2 separate regions of the Homo sapiens genome follow, and region 1 is linked to region 2. A link is a loop called in an ENCODE intact Hi-C map of the cell type or tissue named here. Cell type or tissue: uterus. All regions are shown on one strand. Links, peaks and the distances in the headings refer to the core of each region. The heading gives the core; the rest is flanking DNA. Region 1 has its middle 240 kb from the start of COPS8-DT. Region 2 has its middle 200 kb from the start of COPS8-DT.

Evidence for each region. Hi-C counts contacts between places; a loop is a spot of excess contacts. Peaks named below come from ENCODE experiments on the same cell type or tissue, not always from the same donor. Only the 100,000 strongest peaks of a DNase experiment are listed, where the experiment ranks them.
Region 1: a loop joins it to region 2, with 11 times the contacts of the local background. A loop is called at or near these places in 7 of 110 quality-filtered maps.

What each region holds. Positions count from the first base shown.
Region 1 is chr2:236,839,401-236,842,317 of GRCh38, forward strand. No RefSeq gene overlaps it. Among named protein-coding and RNA genes, the nearest start is that of COPS8-DT, 240 kb to the right of the region's middle. In uterus, for the core only: no CTCF peak of the experiment used is centred there; no DNase peak of the experiment used is centred there.
Region 2 is chr2:236,887,714-236,890,630 of GRCh38, forward strand. No RefSeq gene overlaps it. Among named protein-coding and RNA genes, the nearest start is that of COPS8-DT, 200 kb to the right of the region's middle. In uterus, for the core only: no CTCF peak of the experiment used is centred there; a DNase peak (open chromatin) is centred at 1,528; H3K27ac peaks cover 855 bases.

The DNA.
Region 1 (2,917 bases), core at 266-2,765, 48 kb before region 2:
GCTACCTCAGTTTTTAAATTTGTTTTTAGAATATAGTAAATTTAGCTTATTTTAAAAGAAGTATAAAGTACAGATATGCAAGGAGAACAAAACAGAAGCTACCTGTAATTCCATCTTCTAGAGATAGTCCGTGATAATAATCTCCTTCCAGAATTATCCCTATGCACATATATAAGGATACAATAGAACGTGCTTATCTAAATGGCTATGCATAGTTGTGTACTGAATACCAGATTTTAACCTCTTTTTCTTTTAATGTATCATATGCATATGTTTGAAACTGTCAGAAATTATATACCTGTTAAATCCATATTGTAGGACATTCAACTTAGTCTGAAGTCTTATTTTAAAACAATTAATCAGTCTTATACCTAAGCCTTTTGCTGACATTCTTAATGTTTCCTTAGCATAAATCATTGCAGTGGGATTTCTGTGTGAAAGTACTTTTGATGCATATTGACACGTTTCTGTTGGGAAAGTTTGCACCATTCCACATAGCTCTCATTTCCCAGACCTCATCAGAACTGAGTGTTATATGCCTTTAATCTTTCCATCTAACGAGTGGAAAACACATCCATTTTTAAGTTTGCATTTCTTTGGTTACTGAACAAAATTAAATCTTTTCAATGCTTTATCTATGTGCATTTATTATTGCATGAATAACTTATTCATGTTCCCTTATCATTTTGAGAAGCCTCCTATTATACGAAAGATCCCAATTATTTGTCATATATACTACAAATGCTTCCAATGCATTTTTTACTTTAAAATTGTTGTGGGTTATTTTTAACATCTAGATGCTTGTAATTTCTAAGTTTGAAAAAAATCAGTGAGCATTTTCTTTGTTTACTCTGATTTTGATATTATGCTTAGAAAGGCCACATCCAGTCCCAGATGTTTTTTAACTAACATTTTTTTCTAGCTATTTAAAATTTTTCATTATTTTATGATTTCATTTAAAAAGAATCTTTCTATCCTTAATCCAGCTGGAATATATTTGGCTCATCAACTGAGATAAAGATCTAAGCTAAACAGTTAACCAATTATCTCATCACTGTATTGAATGATACATCCTTTCAGCAGTTATTTGAAATGCCATCCATATAAGAGAATAAATTAGCACTTTTTTTTTAACCTGCGGTGACCTGATACCTATCTTCAAATAGTTTGATGCCGCTGACGTGGAAGGAGAATTAGACAGGTCCTATGTGGCCCAAGAAAGTGGAGTTGGAGCCTGGATGGAATAAAATGACCTTCAATGGGAGGCACAGAGGAGCTGATTCACTTGCCAGGTGGATGACACAAGGGAATTGCCTGGACTTCAAATGATCACCCTGGCAGTGGTCTCCCCCATCCCAAAACTGAACTAAAAGAGCTTCCCTAGGCATTTGGGGAAGATAGTTGTATTGAAGGGCTTCCTAATCACCCTCCAATCCTGAGATCCCCTGATTCTATCAACCCAGAGCAAGCTAGGACACAGAAAATTCCATTTCCATAATGTGGCATTAGAAATAGAGAAACCCAAGACTGACGATGGCTGCAACAAATCAAAACAAAGAGACCTTTCCTAGAGGGCCATACAGAAGCAGCAGCTTACTGACCTGACTATCTTGGGGCATCCGGTTCACACCGGGCACCCTTAAGCCAACTGAGCCCAGTGTGAGAACGCAGTCCCAGGGGAGGAGACCGATGGCAGGCGTCCACTCTCCTTGTGGTAAGGGACTTCGGTATCTGGGAAACTATTTGCTCTGTTTATTTTGGACTAGAAAATTGCATCTTGTTTGTCTGTGGTTGTTTAGTGACAGAGAAAAATTAGGAAGTCTAAATTTAAACAAATGCTAAATATATAATTGTTCCAATGAAAACTACGATAGTTATTTTCCCACCTGGTATAAACGTGTAGGAAATAATGCCCCTAGGATCCCACAGACAAAAAGAATGACTTTTTTTTAAAAAATCTTTGGAGTTATTTCTGGGAAGAGCATGACATTTCCTACATTAATTGAATATGGTCAGTTATCCCATCTATTTGAAGGGCATGACACTTGGTCCCTAAAAGTTGAAAAGACGAGGCAGAGTGCCCTTAGTTGGTGTTCTCAGCACACACCAAGTGGGGCTGGCCGATAGTGCTATGAGAAAGAGAAGCAGCCTCAGCCCAGGCCTCCCTCACATCACCTTGTAAGGGCATAGCTCCGGGGACCTCCGGGGACCTTCATGCGCCAAGGGTGAGATCGTGAGAGCAGCTCTGAGCCTTTGGCCTGGCCCAAGTGCCCATTGAGACATTTGCCTCCATCCAGGACAGAAAACAGAGGAAGAAGTGCCTGGATCACCATGATGGACAGCACTACCGGGCCCACCCCACACTTGTACTATCCATACAAGGGTTGTGGGAGGCCCAGGAGCCTGGTCTAGAGGTCCACCCTGACTCTAAGTGGATCGTTCATTTTCGCCAATCGTGACACATTGTCTCCCGGGGTGGCCACAGAACACAGTGGTCAGGACCCTGAACCTGCAAGGCTGCTTGGGATCGTGGCCAAGCCACCTATCCTTTATCCTCTATCACTTCCAATTTCCTCGTCTGCTCCCTGGGATGATGATACGTAGGACCCACCTGGAGTTCGTGTGAAGATTCAGGGGCTCCTCTTTCTCTCTCACACACAGTCTCATGCACGTGTATCCGTATAAGTGTTTCATCTTAGTATTTATTCAAAATATGTGCCACATGCTGGGTAAGTGATGAGGACAATGGCCCTGGTGAGAAACCCCATCATCACGTGGAGCCCCCTCCCCATCTGTGTGGTTGGCGATCCCCTGGGTATTTGCAGGTCTGAGGGATGGCGGAGATGGTTCTCACTGGCTTAAGTGTTCCAGAAAACGGAAGTAGCAATTCATAGTTCATGCTTTCCTGAATTTTTCT
Region 2 (2,917 bases), core at 269-2,768:
GAATAACAGCCACAGTCTGCTATGACCTGAATTGAACCAGAAAATGCAGAGTGAAGGCAGGGGGAACACGGCTCGGGGTCCTCTCTGGTCAGGCCTGGAGCCAGCGCTTGTAAACTGTGGACTATCACCCACTGTTGAGAGGCCTCCTTTCGGCAGACTTCAGCACAGGGATGTGGACTTGTTTCTATGAAAGCCTGGAATTCCTGTAGGGGTAGTGCCGTAAAACCGGATCTTTACCTTCCTTATTTAAAGGACTTTTTTGCGCATAGACTGCCTGTCCTGGCCTCTCTCCCACTCTGGAAAGGAAGGGCTGAGAGAGAAAAACACACTGGAGATGCTGTTTTGGATGGAAACACACTCGCTGCCTGTTTCCCTGTGTGCCCATGGTTCTTCTAGGTGCTGGGAATAGACGAGTGAGATGCAGACAAGGCCCCAGTCCTCACGGCACTTATGTGCTATGAGGAAACAAGGAATGCACATACCCCATCGAGGAGGTGTCAGTCCATCTTCATGAGCCAAAAGGTGACATGTGCCAAGGAAACAGGAATAGAGCCTTGAGTGAAGCATCAGACCAGTACAGCCGACCTGGTGGGCCTTGGTGCAAAGGGAATGGAGCAAAGACTGGGAGGTAATGAGGGGATTCCCCAGGTGCTCCCCTGGGAGAAGAGAATTCTGCCCACAGGCCCTGCCACCAGCGAGGGCCTTGCGTGCCGTGGAGTGGGAGGAACCACAAGGTGAGAAGGGTCTGAGGATGTGGGCATGGAGGCATTGCAAGGACTTTGAATTTACTCTGAGAGATGAGTAGTCACTGGGAGGTTTGCAGCCCAGACAACCCACACGGTCATTTCAGGAAGCTTGAGAGAGACTCAGTATGTGGGGCAGCGGGCCCCCGTTTGTGGGGGCCACAGCGCAAACGCACCTGAGCCTGGAGCTGCTGGAACTCCTCTCTCTGCAGCCAGAGACCCAGGCTCACTCCTGGGCCTCCATTCCGCCTGCTGGATCAGCAAAAATGAAATGACTAAATGGGCTGTTGGATTTCAAAGAATTACAGCCCCACTCCAGTCCTTGAGAGAGAAGCAGAGGCCCTGTTCCCCTGCGTCTGTGTGGCCTGCTGCAAATAACGGGCTGGGTTTATGGCGAGGGGACGGCTGGGCGGTTGCTTGTCTAGAAACGCACCATGTGGTCCCTGCCTCCTCCTGAGCCTCAATGGCCGCCTGGGACATAGATAGCCAGACATCGCCAATTTCCAGGTTCAAAATTATATTCCCCCAACGTGAGTTAATCTTCCCATGAAAGGAAGAAATACTTTTCACTTCATGTTACTCTCTCTACTTTTTTTTTAAAGCATCAGATCTTTTATCTCTAGTATGACTATGGATGAAATATCACCAGCTTCATATTTCAAGATAATTTCCCTTCCAGCAAACATTCCCCTAGGAATAAAGACATGTAGTGCCCACACTGCTGGGCTGCTTTTTCCGCCTCTGTCTAAACAAGGCCCTGTGTGTTCCATCTGCTTGTCGGTTCCCAGTGTGCACTGGTCACTGCTGGGCTGAAAGGTCTCGCTTTTAGCTTCCTAGATAGGCCAGCGAGGTTAATAAGTTAATAAAATCCTATTTATCAGACTCCGGAGTCCATTTCCTCTTCCCCGTGGCTCATGGTTGTAATTATTCTTTATGGACTCTCGGTGTTCCTTTAGATCTGATTTCCTCGCACTCCCCTCCCATTTCCTGAAAGCCACGCCACAGAAGGAGAGAGTGGTCTTTTCTCTGGAAAGATGTCTGTTACTCATTTCCACCTTGGTGTCACGAAAGCTAGTCTGAAGGGATACGTTTAAATATTTAAAATTTTAAGATGCATGTGGAACAGCCTGGGTTGCTTCTCCTCCTGAGCAGATTAGGTTAGAAAGACCTGGGGGCCCCTGGATAACCCGGCGTAGCTGTCCAGGAGTGCAGAGATTGGGAACCAGATCCTGGGCTCTTGGCAGCTTCAGCTTTATCTGGAAAATTGGAGCCATCATTTCGACCATGCTCACATATGAAGATAAATGACAATAGCTTGCGTGAAAGTGTTTTTGAAAACAACAATAACAACAAAACACAGAAAAAGAAGGCATGATCTTGGCTGCTTTTGATGTGACTGTTTCCCTTAGCAGGGTGCCAGGGATATGGGGAATTTAGGCCAAATTAGCCGGAGCTTCTCTTATTAGCGAAGATTCGCTTATCAGGTTCCCTGCTGTCAGCTTGGAAGACCCAGAGTCTGACCCCGAATAATGAAATAGAGGACAAATGAAGATTCTGTCTCTGAGCAGGACTCGGGATGGGGAGCAGTGGGCCCCAGCTGGAGGGGCGCAGGTCAGGCTGTAGGGCCCCTGGAGCTGGCTCCCTGGCTTGAGAGAAAGGGCCACAGTCACCTTCGCCTGCCCAGGCCCAGTCGTCTTTCTCGGGAGTGGCGGAATGTAGCTTTCTACCCTACGGGCTCCTGCGCCTCACAGTGCTGGCTTTGGGTTTCTTCTGGGTCTCTGTGCTAACTTAGGCTCCGACGTTTCTAACTTTGGCCAAGAAGGTTTTGTATACGAATTTATAGTGTACTGTATATGTGTGTGTGTGTGTGTGTGTGTACGCGTGCACACCAGCACATGCACTTTTTAAAACAACTAGGAATCTTCTCAGCAAACACTATTCCTTGTCTACTCCCTTCTCTTGAAGATGGTCACTGAGTGGCTACGGAGACACAAACTTGGAGGAAAGCACCCTGGCCTTGCCAACAGTGGAGAGTGCCCCAGGGCCAACCCCGATGAATCTCTGCCAGATGAGGTGCAGAAGGGGATGGGGCAAAGGAAGCAGATACTCCCCCACGTGACTTCCCCACAGGAGCCACTTAACCAGAGGAAGACAGTGATATGGTTTGGCTGTGT